Regions from separate parts of the Homo sapiens genome. Here region 2 is linked to region 1. Evidence: read pairs that join two places in POLR2A ChIA-PET (ENCODE). Cell type or tissue: A673. All regions are shown on one strand. Links, peaks and the distances in the headings refer to the core of each region. The heading gives the core; the rest is flanking DNA. Region 1 overlaps APOBEC1 (apolipoprotein B mRNA editing enzyme catalytic subunit 1). Region 2 has its middle 5.8 kb from the start of FOXJ2.

What was found. Peaks named below come from ENCODE experiments on the same cell type or tissue, not always from the same donor. Only the 100,000 strongest peaks of a DNase experiment are listed, where the experiment ranks them.
Region 2: POLR2A ChIA-PET joins it to region 1 with 15 read pairs; 2 of 35 experiments call an interaction of 5 or more read pairs at or near these places.

Annotation. Positions count from the first base shown.
Region 1 is chr12:7,640,912-7,651,759 of GRCh38, forward strand. APOBEC1 (apolipoprotein B mRNA editing enzyme catalytic subunit 1) reads right to left here. Exons shown (of 5, transcript NM_001644.5): 4 at 10,112-10,230; 5 at 8,489-8,785. The coding sequence ends at 8,636. Among named protein-coding and RNA genes, the nearest start is that of APOBEC1, 20 kb to the right of the region's middle. In A673, for the core only: CTCF peaks have their summits at 2,102 (motif pointing right), 2,306 and 4,682 (motif pointing left); DNase peaks (open chromatin) are centred at 2,140 and 4,660.
Region 2 is chr12:8,021,450-8,032,297 of GRCh38, forward strand. No RefSeq gene overlaps it. Among named protein-coding and RNA genes, the nearest start is that of FOXJ2, 5.8 kb to the right of the region's middle. RefSeq lists an enhancer at 5,367-5,556. In A673, for the core only: no CTCF peak of the experiment used is centred there; DNase peaks (open chromatin) are centred at 5,282 and 5,692; H3K4me3 peaks cover 1,924 bases; H3K27ac peaks cover 2,898 bases.

The DNA.
Region 1 (10,848 bases), core at 1,443-9,442:
GAACAAACTCCAGACGCGCCACCTTAAGAGCTGTAACACTCACCGTGAGGGTCTGCGGCTTCATTTTTGAAGTCAGTGAGACCAAGAACCCACCCATTCCGGACACACCATCACTTAGTTCATCCGCTCCCATGGCTTGGGGGACCATGCTTACAATCGTGGGTGGCACATTTAACAGGGTCCCAGGAACCAGGGAAGGAAAACAGGACACTCCACTGTGTTATTCTCCGTCGGGGGTCATAGGGAATCAAAGTAGATTAAAAGGACACTTTTATTGCTTTTCTTTCTAGATGGGTAACAGATTATCTTCAGTTTGTGCCCCTCTGGCGTGCACTCTGAAACACTGAAACTTTCTTAGCCTCAGGACATTAAAGAGAAGAGCAACTCATTTTATTTTGCACAAGGGCATGGTATTTTTACTGAAACTTTGCAAGCAGTGTAAGATCAACCCAGCTCTTTTAGGAATCATATCAGGCACGCTCACTGAAAATAATTCCCCAAAATTAGAAAAGCAACTTCCAGAGGAGCCATCTGAAGATCCCCCTTCTTTGGGGGCCCCTTCAAGTTCCCTTCTCGTTACAGCCCCTTAGGCCTGTAATAAAGGGAGACTTAGCCAATTTTCTCACAACCCTGATAGGTATATAAAAGCTTTCCAGGCTGGGCGCAGTGGCTCACGCCTGTAATCCCAACACTTTGGGAGGCTGAGGCGGGCAGATCACGAGGTCAAGAGATTGAGACCATCCTGGTCAACATGGTGAAACCCCGTCTCTACTAAAAATACAAAAATTAGTTGGGCGTTGTGGCATGTGCCTGTAATCTCAGCTACTTGGGAGGCTGAGGCAGGAGAATCGCTTGCACCCAGGATGTGGAGGTTGCAGTGAGCCAAGATCACGGCACTGAACTCCAGCCTAGCAATAGAGTGAGACTCCGTCTCAAAAAAAAAGCTTTCCAAAATTTAACTCAGGTATTTCACCTCAGATGGAAGGATGTTATGTTGCTCCTAAGTCAGACCCTCACTGCAGCTGAAAAGCAGGCAGCTCTGATTTCAGAGATTAGCAACATATCTCCTATAATACACCAAAAGGGAAGAAAGCAGATAAGGAAAGAGAAGAAATAGCAGAAATGCCATTCCCAATTGGGAGGAAAGCAGTTTCCCTTGACAACCCTAATTGGGACCCCAATAACTCAGGAGATGAAAAGGAAGCTCTTTTTTAAGTGTGCATTAGAGGGCCTACGGAAAACCAGGGCCAAACCTCTCAATTACTCTAAACTGTCCATGATAAACAGCCAGATGAGAATCTTGTAGCCTTTATGGAAAGGCTGAGAGAGGCACTAACAGAACACCCCTCCTTATCCCCTGATTCAGTCGAGGGACAGCTCATCCTAAAGGACAAGTTTATTAGACAGGCAGCTGCCAATATTAAAAGGAAACTACACAAGCAAGCTATAGGACCAGATAGCACCTTAGAGAACTTCCTGAAAGTGGCCACTTTGGTCTTTTGTAATAGGAACCAGGAGGAGGCCCAAAAGAAAGAGACAATGGTCAGAAGGACAGAGACTCTAGCAGCAGCTTTGCAGGCTTGCAAAGTCCAGGATCCCGGAGGTGCATCTGCTAGTTGCTATCAGTGTGGCAGGCCAGAGCATGTTAAGAAAGAATGCCCATACAGCAAGACAAAGCCACCTCAACCCTCTCCAGCCTGTGGCAGAGACAACAGGAGATGGAACTGCCCCCAGAGGTGGAGGTCACTGGGTTCAGAACCAGTCTTACTGATGATCCAGCAGAACTGGATCCCGGGGCTCAAACTCCAGCTCCAGCGGCTCAAACTGCCATTACAGCACAGGAGCTCTGAGTGATTCTGGAAATTAAAAGAAGGAAAGTAGACCTCTTTCTAAACACTCAGCCAGTCTCTCTTTTTTCTCCTCTCTAATCCAGGCCTCCCCTCTTCCCATAGCACAACCAGAAGGGGCATCTCAGGAAAAACTCTACTCCAGTATTTTTCTCAACCTTAGTTGACACGTGCTTCCAAGCCATTATCATGACAGCTCGCTAATCAGAAAAGCCTCCAAGTTAACCCTAGGAAATAATTTAACTGTTTACACCCCACATAATGTGGCAGGATTACTGTCCTCTAGGGGGAGCTCTTAGCCAACAAACCGCCAGTAAAGCAAGAAGTACATAAGGCAGGATAAGCAGTAGTCACTCTAAATAACGTCTCTCCCCAGGCACAAGCGCTCAATTAGCTGAGCTAACAGCTTTTACAAGCACACTTGGATTAAGCAAGGGAAAGGTAGCTAACATTTATACTAACTCCAAGTATGCTTTCTTGGTTCTCCATGCTCATGCTGCCATTTGAAAGAAAAGACATTTTCGGCCAGGCGGTGGCTCACGCCTGTAATCCCAACACTTTGGGAGGCCAGACGGGCGGATCACGAGGTCAGGGGATCAAGACCATCCTGGCTAACATGGTGAAACCCCGTCTCTACTAAAAATACAAAAAATTAGCCAGGCGTGGTGGCAGGCGCCTGTAGTCCCACCTACCTGGGAGGCTGAGACACGAGAATGGCGTGAACCTGGGAGGTGGAGGTTGCAGTGAGCCGAGATCGCGCCACTGCAGTCCAGCCTGGGCGACGGAGCGAGACTTCGTCTCAAAAAGAAAGAAAGAAAGAAAAGACATTTTCTTACCATTAATAGATCCCCTATAAAAATATCACCAGGAAATTAGCAGGTTATCTTCAGTTTTTCTTCCACAAGAAATAGCAGGAATGCATTGTAAGGAACATCAAAAGGGAACAAATGAGGTAGCCAAAGGAAATAGGTTAGCTGATCAGGCAGTTAAGTCAGAGGCAAGGAAGCCTCAAGCCGTTAAGGCACTTAAGCCCCTTCTAATCTAGGAAGGCTCCATAAGAAAAATTAAACCTCAGTATTTCCCTGCAGAAATAAAATAGGCCACTTCTCGAGGACGTAGTTCCCAGCCCTCAGAAAGGCTACAGTCAGAGGATGGCAAACTCCATTTGCCAGCCTCCAGCCAATGTCCTTAAAATCCTTCACCAAGCTTTTCACTTGGGAAAGGATAAAACTTATCAGTGTGCTCAGAGATTGTTTTCAGGCAGGAAACCTCTAAATTGGTTAAGCATGTAACCTCTCTAGCTCACTTCCAACAAGAATTAACGCAACTAACAGAAGTCCAACCCCAGGAAACAGAACCACCTTTATTTAACCCAGGAAATTTGGTGTTAGTGAAAACCCTCATCTCTGTCTCCTTCCCTAAGCCAAGCTGGGAAAGGCCCTACACTGTTCTTCTTTCAACACCATTGGCAGTAAAAGTTACAGGAATCAACTCCTGACTTCCACATTCAAGTCAAAGCCTGAACAGCTGAGGGATCAACCTCTGACAGCCCAGAGGCACGTCCTGAATATCAATGTGGAGAAATAGAAGATCTTAAACTGAAAATCATAAAAGATAAGTAACTGAGTGAGGGCTACTCCTACCTCATCGGGTACTTTTTATTATTTCTGCCTTTCCTCTCAAAATCTGCCACCAAATATTAAAATTCCTTTTAAGGCATATTTGCAGCGAGATTTAATTATACATGGGATTGCATTTGTAACTTTGTAGATCCCCAAAGGGAAATGTTATATCTAGGCAAGTAAAGACTTAAACGAAAATTATTTACTATGCCACTCTTGTGGGAAATGTTATAGTTACACCACTATTTGCGATGGAACTATACACCGTGGCACCCACAATGCGGAATTTTGGTTGTAAAATTCTAATTGTTATAATATTTTGCCTGATTATCTTCCTTATCTTAGGATTAATAATTGCAGGAAAGATTTAGTCAAGGTTATTTTGCTTATAGCAGGAGTGATAGTTATGGATAAGAAGCAAGCATAAGGCCGGGCGCGATGGCTCATGCCTGTAATCTCAGCACTTTGGGAGGCCGAGGCAGGTGGATCACCTGAGGTCGGGAGTTCGAGACCAGCCTGACCAACATGAAGAAACCCCATCTCTACTAAAAAATACAAAATTAGACAGGTGTGGTGGCGCATGCCTGTAATCCCAGCTACTCGGGAGGCTGAGGCAGGAGAATTGCTTGAACCTGGGAGGAGGAGGTTGTGGTGAGCTGAGATCGTGCCATTGCGCTCCAGCTTGGACAACAAGAGCGAAACTCCATATCAAAAAAAGAAAAAAAGCAAGCATGAAAGTATAAAAGTTTTACTATCATTAAGTTTGATATGACTTTTTACTGAAAGTTGGTAATAGGATGCATTCTAAACTATTAAAAGAAGTTTATAAAGAAAGATTTTATATAAGGAAGGATTGTGTATGGTAAATTCTTGTCCTAAAAGGAAATGACTGGTTGTTTACAGGAAGGATGTTTAGGACAAGTCAGAGAGTTTGAGTATGTTGTAAGAGGGTCTGTGAAAGTCACAAAAGAATTTACTAATTAAAGGAAAGGAATTGCCAAGATTAATGCTAAAGTTATTTTAGCCACCCAATATCATATTTCTCCCAATCATATTGCAACTCACAAAAATGGCCTATGCCAAAAATTATTCTCTAATGGGAAGTCAAGGGGAAAATGTATGCTTTTCTCAAGGAAAATGTATGCTTTTCTCAAGGAAAATGTTACTTTTATATAAAGTCTCTGGTAATGTACAACGGCATCTAGTGGACGAAAACCGGTATTGCAACCCTTTGGTGTAACTAACAGATTTCAAACTCAGTTATGGTCTACAGAATTCCCTCTAATGGTGGTCATCTTAATACTCATACTCTAACCCTATATTTTAAATCTTCTTGTAAAATTTATCTCTTTTCACCTAGAAGCAATCAAACTCCAAACAACGCTGCGAGCAGAGCCACCCATGGACACACCATTCTTCCTAGAACACTTAGATCAACCTCAGGAGGAGGACCAACTGCTGTCCCTCACGTGACGAGCCTTTTCAACAGGAAGTAGCCAGAAAGAATTGTCATCCAACACCCCTTAACAGCAGTTAGGTTTACTTCTCTTGAGGCAGGGAATAATACAGGAGTTATTAGGAAATAATTTTTAGGCCACTAGAAAGGGTAAAAGTTCTCAGTGGAAATTTTCCTGTCATGAGAAGCAACCCCCAAACCATTTCTTTTCTAACAGGCAGCTTGAAAAACCAGGCCGGCAAGTTTGATATGCAAATGCCAGTGATTAGAAACTAGGTCCACCCAACATGGCCAACATGGCAATTCCCACCCTCTTCTCATTGTCACCACATGTGCCAAGTGTCATAGCCACCTCCAGATAACTCACACATGCTCAGGACATCTTGGTGGCCTGCATTTGGATGTTAAAGGGCTAAGGTGGGAGTGCCAGGGTTTTTTGTGGTCTACGTGAATGACACACCTGGTCAAACCAATCCCTTGGGCCCTATGCAAATCAGACACCTCCTCCTCCAGCTTCCTAATATAACCAACTACTTCCGTACCACACACGAGGTTTCTCCCTTGGAGCCTCACTCCCTCTGTCTCTGTACAGGAGAGCTTCTTCCTTCTTTCCTGCCTATTAAACTCTCTACTCCTTAAAACCACTCAAGGTGTTTCCGTGTTGTTTTATCTAAATCAGCAGGAGACCAAAGACCCTGGTGTTCCTTCATTCATCAGAGCCATATCGCCATTAGGATCCACCTCCAACATTGGGAATCACATTTCACCATGACATTTGGAGGGAACAAATATCCAAACCGTATCAGGCTTATACAGTGAATCTTAAGAAACCAATAGATATCATGGTTTAGACTATTCCTATTAACCGAATATGTTACATGTGAAACTCTTCTACATCTGAGTAAAATAACAACATAAACTTCTGCAAGAGAAAGAATCAGAATACAACATTGATATAAAATTGAGTCTCCTTGTGGGATAAAACAGCAGTATTAAGGTTATGTTTTTGAATAGCACAGGTATAGTAATATCAATGCTAAAACTGGAAGAGAAAGTAGCAAAAGCACAGCTGTAATTAATGCAGATCAAATAAATGATGATTTTTGACATTGAGATATAATTTGTGGTTGTATATTAATAATTGTTGTGATAAGATTAGTAGCACCTAACATTGATGAAATACCTGCTAAGTGTAATGAGAAAATGGTTTGATCTACAGAGGCTCCTCCCTGGGCTAAATTTCCTGCTAAAAGTGCTGTTTTAAAGCTTTAAAATGATTCTACTTCCATAGTTTGCTACTTGAGTGATACATGTATTGCTGTGATAAGAACATAGATTGTAATTCCCCTTCCCTGCAAGAGTAGTATGTCACACCTCATCAGACCACACATGTGAGTAATTGACCTCAACTACTAGACTCCAAAATACATATAAACCCAAGATTTTGACTGACACTTTGACAGCTCAGACTGTGACCTTAGTTAGTTACACAGAAGGCATTTTTATGGTGGACCTTGCCCCCGATCTGTGCTTGCAGCTTGATCTTTCAAGCTGTTTCTTTGTTAGAAAGGAATTCTACCAAGGACATGTCCTAGCTATCTGCCTAACTGGTACTTTTCACTCTCCTCTCATTCGTAAATTTATTATTTATTTATTTATTTATGGGGTTTTTTTTGAGATGGAGTTTCACTCTTGTCCCACAGGCTGGAGTGCAATGGTGCAATCTCGGCTCACTGCAACCTCCGCCTCCCAGGTTCAAGCGATTCTCCTGCCTCAGCTTCCTGAGTAGCTGGGATTACGGGCGTGCACCACCACGCCCAGCTAATTTTTGTATTTTTAGTAGAGACCGCGTTTCACCATGTTGGCCAGGCTGGTCTCGAACTCCTGACCTCAAGTGATCTGCCCTCCTCGACCTCCCAAAGTGCTAGGATTACAGGCATGAGTCACCGCGCCCAGCCTCATTAGTAGATTTAATATTATTATAAAGGAGTTATAAATTAGAATTGCTGTTACTCAGCTTATATGAGTAATTGATGAGTAGGCTAAGAGTTTTTTGTAATTGTGTCTGATTTAGCCCTTCTCATCCTCCTACTAAAAATGATAATATAGCGGTGGTTAATATTATGTTTAGGTTTGAGAAAGAAAATGAACATTTTATCTGAGGAATGTGAGCTCCTTTAAATTATCAAGCCCAGAGGAATATTTAAAATGTGACAGCAGGCTGGACGCAGTGGCTCACGCCTGTAATCCCAGCACTTTGGGAGGCCAAGGCGGGCGGACCATGAGGTCAGGAGATCGAGACCAGCCTGGCTAACACGGTGAAACACCGTCTGTACTAAAAATACAAAAAATTAGCCGGGCGTGGTGGCGGGCGCCTGTAGTCCCAGCTACTCGGGAGACTGAGGCAGGAGAATGGCCTGAACCTGGGAGGCGGAGCTTGCAGTGAGCCGGACATTGTGCCACTGCACTCCAGCGTGGGCGACAGAGTGAGACTCTGTCTCAAAAAAAAAAAAAAAAAAAAAAAAAAACTTAAAAAAAAAATGTGACAGCAATCACATCTCACTCTCTGCTTGAGCTAATTACCTCTTAAAGCCCCTTGCAACATGGGCTCTAGACTGACACTAAGCAGCCACAAAATGCCCTGTGCTGGACACCATGTATAGCCAATCACTAACCAATATTATTTCTGTAAACCAATGAGAATTCCTATCAAACAACTTCCGCAGGCAAGTCATGCAATGTCTCTGCAGGTCTCCGAAGCTCTCATGGAGATGGTAGCTCCTCTCTGCATCTGGTCATCCAGTCCTCTATAAATCACCTGTGAATCTCATGATATTCTAATTAAGAAACAAATAATAATAGATGTTACTACTTTGTCTTTTGTTTCCCTCTATCTGTGTCTTCAGAAATTGATTCCATGTAATTATTTGTCTGAAAACAGAGAAAGCCCCTACAGGGAAAATCCAAGATGGCTTCCAGTGATTTTCATGTCCTGAGTTTCAAATCCTTGTGTATGAGTCCCCTCTTACTCTGAGTCATGGCTGGCCTGTGTAACAAATAGAATACTGCAAAAGAAATAGGGTGTGATTCCAAGATGAAGTCATCAAAGTCGTGGAAATTTCCACCTTGGTCTCTCTTCGATCACTCGCTCTGGGCCAGGTATGGTGGCTCACACCGGTAATCCCAGCACTTTGGTAGGCCGAGGCTGGTGGATCACTTGAGTCCAGGACTTTGAGACCAGCCTGGGCAACACAGCAAAACTCCATCTCTACAGGAAATTTTTCAAAAGGTAAATTAATCTGTAGGAAGCCAACTGCCATGTCCTGAGGTTATTTAAGCAACCCTGTGGAGAGGCCTGTGTGGCAAGAAACTGAAACCTTCTACCAGCCACTAGCACAAACTTGCCAGCCATCTGAGCCTGCCACCTGGGAAGCACATTCTCCAGCCTCAGTCAAGCCCTCAAATGATTGCAGCGCTGGCTGCCATCTTGACTACAACCTCGTGGGGGACCTGAGACAGGAACACACAGATAAGCTGCTTCTAAATTCCTTACCCACAGAAACTGCCAGAGGTAATACATATTTATTGTTGGTTTAAGCTACAGAGTTTTGGGGTACCTTGTGAACATTTCTAGATTCTAAATGGCATTCACTCTTTAGTGGGTCATCATTGCTTGTTCTTGAATCAGTACACACACGGAATCATCCTATTCATCTCCAAGCCACAGAAGGATGTATCAGCCCTGTAGCTAAAAGGATGTGTGGCGGAATCGTTTGGTAATGGCAGTTTTGAAGATGAAGTCTGAAAAATGTAAGATGATTTTGCCATCTTCTTGAAATCTTTAAACAGGGTGGAAGACTCTGGAATAAAAAAGGATTATATTTAATCCTTAGGATGAATATTTTAATTAATAATATTATCACCACAAACATTTAAAAATGTCAGTTGGAAGACGATTTAACTATTTCTTCTTTTTTTTTTTTCCCAGACAGGGTCTGGTTCTGGACTCACTGCATTCACCCAGGCTGGAGCGCAGTGGTGCAATCACAGCTCACTGCAGCCTCAACCTCCTAGGCTCAAACAATTCTCCCACCTCAGCCTCCCAAGTAGCTGGGACTACAGGCACGCACCACCACACCCAGCTAATTTTTTTGTGTTTTTGTTGAGATGTGGTTTCGCCATGTTGCCCAGGCTGGTCTCCAACTTCTGGGCTCAAGCCATCCACTCCCCTCTGCCTCCCAAAGTGCTAGGATTACAAGCATGAGCCACTGCACCCAGCCTGAACCACTTTCAAGAGAATCCAATGGAACACGTACATTCTCTTCAATAAGATTACACACACTAATAAGAGAAAGGAGAATATCTGAAATACAGTAGAGCCAATATGTGTTGTAGTAACAAGAACAATAATAATGATAAAGCCAGACATGATGACACACGCCTGTAGTTCTAGCTACCCAGAAGGCTGAGGTCAGAGGATTGCTTGAGGCTAGGAATTCGGAGTTTGAGGCTGTGGGTTGCTGTGATGGTGCCTGTGAATAGCCGCTACACCCCAGCCTAGGCAACACAGCGAGACCCTGTGGCTTAAAAGATAATGATAATAAAATAAGAATAAAAATGATAAAATGTAATTAATATGGGGACCACCCATATCTTAGATCGGTTTACCCAAATTCCCTTCTCCACTTACCTCCCACAAACACACTTCTTGTTCTTAGGCTTAGATGTTGTTTGTTTGCTTGTTTGTTTACTTTGTTTGATACATAATTTTCTTTTTTATAGAGAGGGGGTCTCATTATGTTGGCCAGGCTGGTCTCAGACTCCTGGTCTCAAGCAATCCTCCCATCTTGGCCTTCCAAAGTGCTTGGATTACAGGCATGAGCCACTGTACCCAGCTGTGTTTTAGAAACAGGATCTTGTTATACCACGCAGGCTGGAGCATATTGGCGTGATCATAGCTCACTGCAGCTTGCAACGCCTAGACTCAAGCTTCCTGCGTAGCTGGGACTACAAGTGTGCACCACCATACCTGGCTCTGAGATTTTCTTAAGAGGAGCTAGCTAGTTAAATAACTAAATCTCAATATAAATGTCAAAAAGAAGATATGAGTCAAATTTTCTCAGGAAAGACCTTTGAAGAAGGATGCTTCTTTTTGCATCAACATTTGTGTCCCTAAAGTGACTTACTAGAATTATGCAGTGCAGCTCCAGTGCGTACAACATCATCCACAGAGGTGGGTATTGTGGCCAGTGAGCTTCATCCCCAGGTGGGTAGTTGACAAAATTCCTCCAGCAGTGATAATACTCTAAGGAAACACAAATCTTGGCTCATTCAACAAGCACAATGGTAAATTACTTAAGAAGATCCCCAACCTAGCTTCCCGTATAGAAAGCCTGTAGTCTCTAGTCTAGTTGCTGCTGGACATTAGACCCCCTAAAAAGAATAAAGCAGTTCATTTAAAGATGGCTGAGAGGCAAGACTAGAGAAAAGAGTTGTTGGCTGGGTGCGGTGGCTCACGCCTGTAATCCCAGCACTTTGGGAGGCCGAGGGGGGTGGATCACAGGTCAGGAGATCGAGACCATCCTGCCTAACACAGTGAAACCCCGTCTCTACTAAAAATACAAAAAATTAGCCGGGCGTGGTGGTGGGCGCCTGTAGTCCCAGCTACTGGGGAGGCTGAGGCAGGAGAATGGCGTGAACCCCAGGTGGAGCTTGCAGTGAGTCGAGATTGCACCACTGCACTCCAGCCTGGGCGAAAGAGCAAGACTCCGTCTCAAAAAAAAAAAAAAAAAAGAGTTGTTGTTTGTTTTTGTTTTTGTTTTTTGATACAGGGTTTCGCTCTGTCACCTAGGCCAGTGTGCAGTGGTCCAATCATAGCTCACTGCAGCCTTGAACTTCTGGGCTCAGGAGATCTTCCTACCTC
Region 2 (10,848 bases), core at 1,731-9,730, 380 kb after region 1:
TCTCCAGCCTCAGCCTCACGAGTAGCTGGGATTACAGGCACTGCCATCACGCCCGGTTTATTTTTGTATTTTTGGTAAAGACGAGGTTTCACCATCTTGATCAGGCTGGACTTGAACTCCTGACCTCAGGTGATCCACCCACCTTGGCCTCCCAAAGTGCTGGGATTACAGGCATGAGCCACTGCGCCTGGCCCCTTCCCTCTTAAATATTAATATTTACTTGTAGTACTAATTTTAATTAGTTATAAATGAAGGCCCAGTGGTCAAGTGACTTGTTCAGAATTGTTCAGTAAGTCCGAAGCAGGCTGGACAAGAAGCTAAGCTTTCTCCTTACTATGGCAGAGATCTCACATTACCTCAGTGGCTTCAGAGCCCTGTCATACTGGCCAAAGTGTTCACTCAGAAAGGACAGGACAAAGTAGTACTTTTCTTGATGTTAAATGTATTTAGTTATTAAATTCTGAGACTGAAACTTTCCTTTTTTAATTTTAAATTTTTTGGGGGGGCAGTATTGCTCTGTCGCCCAGGCTGGAGTGCAGTGGTGTGAACTTCTGGGCTGAAGCGATCCTCCTACCCAAGTTGGCCAAGTAGCCGGAACGACAGGCATCACCACCACACCTAGCTAATTTTTTTGTTAAATTGTATTTTTTTGTAAAGACAAGTCTCGCCATGTTTCGTAGGCTGGTCTCGAATTGCTGAGCTCAAGCAATCCTCACCCTCCCAAAGTGCTGGGATTATGGGCATGAGCCACTGCACCCAGCCCTGAGACTATAACCTTCCTGTCTTTCTGGTGGAAGGTTTTAATTAATATTAAAATGTTGATTCTTTTATAAAATGATGGGCATAGTAGACTTTAGTTGGTAATTAATGTCTTTACCTGAAAATATAAAAAGTTCTGTGCTCTCTCATATTTCCCCACTGGTTTATAAAATGAAAAAGTTTAGAACAGACTTTTGCTTCATTCTTATGCTGCTTCTGGTTCAACATCCTTTTGTTTCATTCTACATTTTATTTGTTACTAAGAAAATCTGTGGGGTTTTTTTTTCTTTTTTTCTTTTTTTTTGAGCCAAGGCCTTGCTCTGTTGCCCAGGCTGGAGTGCAGTAGTGATCCTTCCACCTCAGCCTCCTGTGTAGCTGGGACCACACCACTGTAAGCCACCTGGCCCGGCTTATTTATTTATTGACATAGGGTCCACTTTGTCACCCAGGGTGGAGTGCAGTGGAACATACACAGCTCCACTGCAGCCTCGACCTCCCAGGCTCAAGCAATCCTCCCACTTCAGTCTTCTGAGTAGCTAGGACTACAGACATGAGCCACCACGCCCTGGAGGGAAATCTTTTAAATGTAGATCCATATATTCTTGTAGTGGATATAGGTGACCCATGTTCTATTTCCTTTATATACCTTCCTCTGCAGAGACTGGAAAACCAAAAACTATACTTTCCAGATTTTTTCGCAACTAGGATTCTAGTTGTAAATTGTGGATCTATCAATAATTTGCACACATAAGAAACTTGAAAAGTGGAAGCCAGGCTGGGGTCAGCTGCTGGCCGCTTTGGCTGTTGCTGCTGGTCAGCAGAGTCATGGGAATGCTGGGTTTTTCTGCAGCAGTGTTCCAATGTCTATTCACTAGTTCCACGGCTGTTTTTTTTTGTTTGTTTTTGTTTTTGAGAAGGAGTCTCGCTTTGTCACCCAGGCTGGAGTGTGGAGTGCAGTGACACGATCTCAGCTCACTGTAACCTCTGCCTCCCAGGTTCAAGCGATTCTCCTGCCTCAGCCTCCCAAGTAGCTGGGATTACAGGTGCCCGCCACCACACCCGGCTAATTTTTGTATTTTTAGTGGAGATGGGGTTTTACCATGTTGGCCAGGCTGGTCTCGAACTCCTGACCTCAGGTGATCCACCTGCCTCGGCCTCCCAAAGTGCTGGGATTACAGGTGTGAGCCACTGTGCCCGGCGTTTCATGGCTGTTGAAAGGTGCTGAGGCTGTGTTAGCAACAGTAGCTGCCCAATTCCTTGATCACAACTAGGGCAGTAAGTTCTCCTTTTTTTCTTTATTTTTAATTTTTTTTCTTTCCATACTCATGTCAGTACAGGGGCATGTGTTCCTGAACTCAACAGCTGCAGCAATACAGTCTTGATTTCTCATCTTTCTAAAGCTTTCCTGGTGGGTGAATTTAGCAGCCTCATTCTTGGAGCCATTTCTGATATACAGCAGAAACCCCCTTTCTCCAGTACTTCCAACGATTTTGTAAGCACATTAAGCCCCAGTATTAAAGCCTTTCCTACTTAAGTGGTTTCTAGTTACTGCAGCCAGCCCTGACAGATCTAATACCTGATTGAGCAGTAGCCCACTGCCCTTTTCTTCTTTTTCTTCTTTCCATAAATGCCAAAGGCAATGCAACCCAGTGCTTTCATCCCTGGTCTTTTGAGGCCTGGTGTTTGTTTCTTGGGCTTCCAGGGATGAAAGAAACTCATGATTACTATTGTTTAAGAAGGGCAGGCAGCCAGGCTTCAGGAGGAATCATGAATTGAGGATTTTTCTAAGGCCTCAGGTTCTATGTAACTCAGTATGTCATGTTCTTACCAATCAAGGTACCACCCCTTTACAAATTGGAGGGCTTAGATCTATGGTTAGGACAATACCAGTTCTTTCCTTCTTCAGACTTGGTGTTGGGCTCTAGGTTCCCCTTGCTAAAAAAAATTTCTGCTTTTGCTTATTGCCCATCATCAGGGGGAAAGTGACAGTGCTGTAAGTGTATGAATTATTAGCCTAAAAATAATTTTTTGTATGTTTTTCATGATTTATTTAATATCACTAGGAACAAAGGGCACTTTTCCCTCAAACACAATTCTTGAAAATATTAACATCTCCCCTCTCTTTTGGCATAGGTAATATACACTTTATTATGCCAGAATTATTTACAGCCCAGTAATAATTTTTCCATGGCATTTTTGTTATTGCAAATATAGCTGCCTCCTGCTCCTTTCCTTGTTCCTAAACTATCGCCACAATGATACTAAAGAGCCAGTATTGTATATACTCTTTTGTAAACCACCTGACCTAGAAGACCCTAGAGAATCGTAAGATAGGATCTCTTTTGATAAGCAGAAAATACCGTTGCAGAATCTTGACCAATAGCCCCCGCAGAGTCTTGTGGTAGGGATAGTTATAATATGAAAGGGAAATTCTTGTCCTCAAGTTTAGAGCAGTTTTTAGACAATGTTAAAGCATCGCTGAGCTCTAAGTATAAGAAAAACTCTGGACTAGGCTGGGTGCAGGGGTTCATGCCTGTTATCCCAGCACTTTGGGAGGCCGAGGAGGGTGGATCACGAGGTCAAGAGATCGAGACTATCCTGGCCAACATGGTGAACACCCGCCTCTACTAAAGATACAAAAAAATTAGTTGGGTGTGGTGGCATACCTGTAGTCCCAGCTACTTGGGAGGCTGAGGCAGGAGAATCGCTTGAAGCCAGGAGGCAGAGGTTGCAGTGAGCCAAGATCACGCCACTGCACTCCAGACAGAGCAAGACTCTGTCTTAAAAAAAAAAGGAAAGAAAAACTCCGGACTAGAAAAAAAGTGTACATCATGCTAAGGAAGCAAATGATTCCATAACTAACATAGTATAGATGATACCTCTCAAGCTCTCAAATAATTTCTTCCTAGTCTCTTGCCTCAGATTGTAGGATAAACACTTTATGTTCCATTCACTGAATGTAGAGGACATCTTTTCACTAATCCCACCTATCTTTTCAATTTTTCCAGGAAGGTAGGTTGAGGGGAAATCTGCTTTCAAATTTTAAAGGCCTCAAGGTGTTAGGAGGAAAACAGCATTTTCTCATGGAAGTAGCATCTCAGGTAGGTTTGTGAAGTAGCATCTCAGGTAGGTTTGTGAAGCAGATCTACTTCAAGTCTCGCATTTTTAGGATTTTTCCAGCATTATTTTTTTATTTATGAGACGGAGTCTCGCTGTGTTGCCCAGGCTGGAATGCAGTGGCAACATCTCGGCTCACCGCAACCTCGCCTCCCTAGTTTAAGCGATTTCCGGCTAATTTTTGCATTTTTTAGCAGAGACTGGGTTTCACCATGTTGGACAGGCTGGTCTCGAAATCCTGACCTCAGGTGATCCGCCCGCCTTGGCCTCTCAAAGTGCTAGGATTACAGGCGTGAGCCACCGTGCCCAGCAGTGTACTTTATAAAAGTCTTCTCCCTCTGGTTTGGTTCACATCATCAGTTGACTACCTACTATGTATCCGACACTGCCGGGCACCAGAGATAAGATGTAGTTCTCAGCAAGGCGCGGTGGCTCACGCCTGTAATCCCAACATTTTGGAAGGCTGCGGTGGGCGGATCATTTGAGGTCAGAAGTTCGAGACCAGCCTGGCCAACATGGTGAAACCCCGTCTCTACTAAAAATACAAAAAACATTAGCTGGGCGTGGTGGCGGGCGCCTGTAGTCCCAGCTACTCGGGAGTCTGAGGCAGGAGAATCGTTTGAATCCCGGAGAGTGCAGTGAGCCGAAATCACGCTTCAGCCTGGGTGATGGACCGAGACCCTGTCTAAAGAAAAAAAATGAATAAAAAAAATAAAAAAAGATGTAGTTCTCTAACGAGGAAGGCTTCTGTATGTGATTAATGCCCTTCATTCAGAGAAATCTTTACAGTTCTTTTCACCTGCATCTACTCTCTCCAACTATTATACGAATGGTTTCTAACCCAACTGCTTGAATACTGTGATCCAGGGTCAGTCTTCAGCTTTCTAATATTAGAGAAACTTAGTTTTCCCTGTCCTTGTCTAAAGGCAGGGTGAAACCCTTTTCCTTTCCTCCGTGTCATTCATTCTCTTATGTAACGTAAACAAATGGGAAGTCTGGGACCAAAGGCTCATAAGAATTTAATTATCATGCAGATTCCAGAAAGCCAGTGTACACGCAGACTTCGGAGGCAGTAAACAGGAAACCATCGATCCCGTGCAGGAAATGACCTTGTTTGAAGGCAACGAAGGTGTCGCGGATTTCCCTCGTTTTCCTTCAGTTCCTTTCTAAACTCATTTCCGTGTTTCAATCAGTTTGGTCCTTCTCTACATTAACAGAGTCCCCCCGGCCCAGAGAGAATGGCAAACAGACCCTTCCCTTTAGTGGACATTTTTATGTCTTGTTTTACATCACTGCAAATCTCAGCCAATCAGTAGTTGGGGTAGGAGGTACCAAAATAATCCTCACTTCCTCCCCCAAATACCACCCCTCGCGTGCGTCATCCTGTGATAGATTACCAACGCAGCCAATCAACAAGCGATCTTGGGCCGGGCCTACCCGAACCCCAGCCAATTAAGAGGAAGATGAAGAATTGGGGCGGAGGATGGAAAACTTGCCACCTCTTTTGGAAATGATTTGAAGAGGTGCGTCCGGAACGAGGGAAACTTACGACTTTTGCTAACGATCGCGGCGTGCTGTGTATCTCCTGTGCCAGTTCTGTCTCCCCAAGACCCCACCCCAAGATGGGCCCCATGGCCCACGTACCCGGCCCCCAGTTTCAGTAGGACGTGTCCTTATCCCTGAGGTCCTCCAGAAAGGAACCCAACCCCAATGGCCCGTGCTTCACACGCTCCTCCCCGCGCCGGTGGAGTAGGGGGCAGGAGAGACCTGCTGCCTCTGGCGCCAACCTTTCCATTCAGTGCGTCTTTCCTGCCTAGCCCACGTTCCCGGGCCGGAGCTGACACGGGGGTGGGAGGAGCCGAGTGCTTGCTCGTCTTGGGCAGAGGCGAAAGCTTCTTAAGGTGGAACAGGAATGTTGGGCTGCTGGGCCTCTACCGCTGGGATGTGCCGGCCCCTGCTTCCCAACCTCGCCTCCCAGTTTTTCATCTCTTGTTCCCTGGCTCCAGTCTAATTTTTAGGGGAGTGGAAATCAAACAGGCTGGGAAGAGGATAGAAAAATAACGTAGAAAAGCTGGGCGCGGTGGCTCACGCCTGTAATCCCAGCACTTTGGGAGGCCAAGACGGGCGGATCACGAGGTCAGGAGATCGAGACCACCCTGGCTAACACGGTGAAAACCCGTCTCTACTAAAAATACAAAAAATTAGCCGGGCGTGGTGGCAGGCGCCTGTAGTCCCAGCTACTCGGGAGGCTGAGGCAGGAGAATGGCGTGAACCCGGGAGGCGGAGCTTGCAGTGAGTCGAGATCGTGCCACCGCACTCCAGCCTGGGCGACAAGAGCGAAAACTCCGTCTCAAAAAAAAAAAAAAAAAAAAAAGGAAAGTTAACGTAGAAAACTGTAAATAATAAACAGTTATGTAAAGGAAATACAAACTATACAGATAACTTCACCTTTATGATTTAATATCTTGCGTTCTATTCCCCCCATTACTTTTTATTTTTTCAATTCCCATAGAGTCAATGGTGACCCCATTATCTTTTAAAGTAGCAGTTAGAATTTTTCTGATGGTGCAAATGTAAGCTCATATTTTGTCTGATAAATATTACTAAATGAATCGTTTCTATGTTGGTTTAGTTTCTCTCTAATAGACCTGACTAGAGTCATTAAAAGAGGTCAGAACTCTGTGTCTAGTGGCGGCAGGCTACCCCCTACTCCGTTGATCACAGGTCCCCAGGAATCTGGAAGAGTGGAGATGCGGTCTTGGCTGTGGTTCAGTTGTCTCATTTGTAAATGGGAATAACATTTCCCCACCTCGTAGGTTTAGTGTCAATCCTAAAAGACCTAGTGTAAATGAAAACATTGTAATCTGAAAGGTGTAAACAGACATTAGGTAGTATTACACATACAAAGCATATAATAATAGTAAACATAGTCCTAGCTATGTTCCAGCATTTTTAAACAGTACTTTAAATTTAATTTTTATTTTTTGAGATGGAGTCTCCGATCTGTCGCCCAGGCTGGAGTGCAGTAGCGCGATCTTGGCTTACTGCAACCTCTGCCTCCCAGGCTCAAGCGATTCTTCTTCCTCAGCCACCCGAGTAGCTGGAGCTACAGGTGCGTGCCGCCACACCCGACTAATTTTTGCATTTTTAGTGAAGACAGGGGTATCACCATATTGGCCAGGCTAGTCTCGAACTCCTGACCTCGTGATCCGCCCGCCTCAGACTCCCAGTGTTGGGATTACAGGTGTGAACCACCACGCTCGGCTAAACAGTACTTTTTAAAAAATTGTTTATCTTGTAATAATTCAAACACACACAAAAGTAGAGAAAATAAGATTTTTTTTTTTTTGAGACAGTCTCATTCTGTCACTCAGGCTGGAGTGCAATGGCACGATCTCAGCTCACTGCAACCTCCGCCTCCCGGGTTCAAGCAATTCTCCTGCCTCAGCCTCCCGAGTAGCTGGGATTGCAGGCACCTGCTATCATGCCCAACTAATTTTCATATTTTTGTAGAGACGGGGTTTCTCCATGTTGGTCAGGGTGGTCTTGAACTCCTGACCTCAGGTGATCCACCTGCCTTGGCCTCCCAAAGTGCTGGGATTACAGGCATGAGCCACCACGTCTGGCCCAGAGAATAGCATTTTAAAAAAACTGTTGTAAAAAGCAACATTCGTTCAATCTTTCATCTATCATCTGTACTCCTCTCCCCCATTACTTGATTATTTTGAAGCAAATTTCAGGCATTTCATGTCTAAATACTTTAGTATTCATAAATATTCATAAAATGGTAATTCCATTAGCACCTAAAGTATACAATAATTGTTTGATATCGCCCTCAGTATTGGAATTTTACCAGTTGTCTCATAATATTTTTTCCAGTTGCTTTGTTTTAATCAGGATCCCTCAAAAGGTCTACATATTGTATTTGATGGACATGTCTCTTGGTCCACATATATTGCATTTGGTTGATAAGCCTCTCAGTCTCTAGGTCCTTCCTCCTTCAGGCATTTAACTAAATATATTACATGTATAAAGGCACATAATCCCTTCACAACATTATGAAATAGGTACTATTATTATCCCCATTTTACTGATGAGGAAACTGAGTCACAAAGCAGTTAAATGACTTACCTAAATTCTCACAATTATTAGGACTCACAGTTGAGAACCACTATTTTTGTTTCACGTAATACACAGTCTCTAATAAGTGCTTCCAAAACGTGCGTTGTAGCATATTAGTCTCCAATTTTATAAAGAATAGTTTTGCTCAAGGTAAATTAACACTCATGAATAATTATATAACATGTTTTATTACAAAGAAGAGTGGATCCTTACATTTTAATTTCTGTATGTTTCAGTGACTTAAAAAATCCTTCTCCGTATTACCCGCCTTAATAGAAAGTAAAGTGAGAATGAATGTAAGTGCTTCCCCCCAATCTTAGGGCAAAACCATACCAAACCAGCCTTGTCAGTTTCTTTTAATTTTAAAAATTACATAAGCAAATCTACACAAACACTAATTATAGATACATTAAAAAATGAAGTAAATTAAAATAATCCATAAACTCACATCTTTGGTGTGTATCCATCTTCTATGTGTCTATTGGTATGCACACAAATATATGCATGAACATATATATATTTTAAAAAGCAACTATATGATTGCATTATACAAATTTTAAAATATTATTTTCTCACTCAAATAAGTCAGATATATAAAACAATGGTTCTTTAAAATAATGTATGCCTACTGCAAAATATCTAAATGATAAAGAACATTATAAAAATAAAACAACTCCACTCACTCTACCTTTCAGAGATAAATACAATTATTCTTGCAAATGCTAAATAGTACTCTGTTGTACAGATGTGCCATAATATATTTAAAATTACCCTATTTTGGATATTTAGGTCTTTTCTAATTTTCCAGTTACAAAAAATACTGCAGCAAATGTCTTGTAAAAACCAAATAATTTCTTGAGCTTTTTATTTTTCCAAATTGCCAGGAAGATTCTAATCCTTCCCTCATGTTTCCATTTTTAGTACAACTGCCTGTCACTCAAGCCCTCCAATTTCCATACACAGGAAATGTCAAAAACGGTTGAAACATAACAAAACATCTAATACATAGCAAGAAAGATTTGCCGCCAAATTATCTGCGTGTGGGAGAATTATTTAATGCCTCAAAGAGAGGAAAAATACATCTTTAAACCTGAATATAGGAAGTGTGAGCAGGAAGAACAGGCTTGTTTTGGTTTACTGCCTTTAATTTTGAGGATGACTTTAAATTCTGATCGCTCCGGACAATGGTATAGAAGTCAAGAGCTGGGCATCGGAGTCATTTGGATTTAAGTCCTGACTCTGCTACTTACTAATTAAGCGAACTCACACATAGTATCTGTAAGTCACAATTTTCTCATCTGTAAAAGAAGTATAATAATAGTGTCTTAGGGAATCGCTAGAATCATCAATGTGACAACACATGCAGAATGCTCAGTGCAATGCCTGGCATATTGTAAATATAATTATTCATATAATATATACATACAACTTAAGTATGCAGTCTTTTGGGGGCAATTCAAATATTTTGCAAGCAATATTTTTGTATTCGTATTATCTTTTTTTTTTTTTTTTTTTGAGACGGTGTCTCACTGTCTCCCAGGCTGGAGTGCAGCGGCACGATCTGGGCTTACTGCAACCTCCGTCTCCCAGTTTCAAGTGATTCTCCTGCCTCAGCCTCCCAGGTAGCTGGGATTACAGGCACGCACTACCACGCCTGGCTAATTCTTTTTTTTTTTTTTTTTTTTTAGACGGAACCTGGCTCTGTCGCCCAGGCTGGAGTGGAGTGGCGCGGTCTCGGCTCACTGCAACCACCGCTTTCCGGGTTCAAGCGATTCTCCTGCCTTAGCCGGCACTACAGGCGTCCGCCACCGCGCCGGGCTAATTTTTGTATTTTTAGTAGAGACAGGGGTTTCACCACGTTGGCCAGGCTGGTCTCCAATTCCTGACTTCAAGTGATCCCCCCGCCTCGGCCTCCCAAAGCTTTGGGATTACGGGCGTGAGCCACTGCGCCTGGCCTCCTATTATCTTATGTGCTATAAAGTAGAGAGTAGGCCGGGCCGTGTTTCCTGCCTGTAATCCCAGCACTTTGGAGGCATAAAAAGGGAGAATAGTTTAAACCCAGGAATTAAAGACCAGCCTCGGCAGCATACTGAGACCCTGCCTCTATTTAAAAAGAAGAAAAAGATAAAGAAAGAAAGGAAAGAAAGTAGGGTAGTTTGATAAAAGTTTAAAAAGCCTGAGTATGGGCCGGGCGCGGTGGCTCACACCTGTAATCCCAGCACTTTGGGAGGCCGAGGAAGGTGGATCACGAGGTCAGGAGTTCGAGACCAGCCTGGCCAACTTGGTGAAACCCCATCTCTACTAAAAATACAAAAATTAGCCGGGCGTGGTGGCGCGCGCCTGTAATCCCAGCTGCTCCGGAGGCTGAGGCATCCCAGCTGCTGGGGAGGCTGAGACAGAAGAATCGCTTGAACCCGGGAGGCGTAGGTTGCAGTGGGCCCAGATCGTGCCATTGCACTCCAGCCTGGGCAATAAGTGAAACAACACCTCAAAAAAAAAAAAAAAAAAAAAAAAAAAGCCAGAGTATGAAATATATGAGAATTTGCAGCAGAATAATATGACTTCAGGATGTGACAGCTGTAAAGGGTAAGCAGGCCAAGTATCAAGGTCCCTTCTTCGCTGAGCAAGATTGCGGAGAACAAGGGCCATGCACAAGTTTAGGAAGCTGAAACAAGGAACAGGACCCAGATCTTCTGATGTTTATTTCACCGTTACACGCTCATTTATCATGTATCCACTCATTCAAGGAGCATTTACTGAATTCCAGGATGATATAAGGGTAACATATAAACTTCACCCCAATCTTCACCTCAATGCTCATGATCCTTTATAAATTATCTCGAGGGAAAG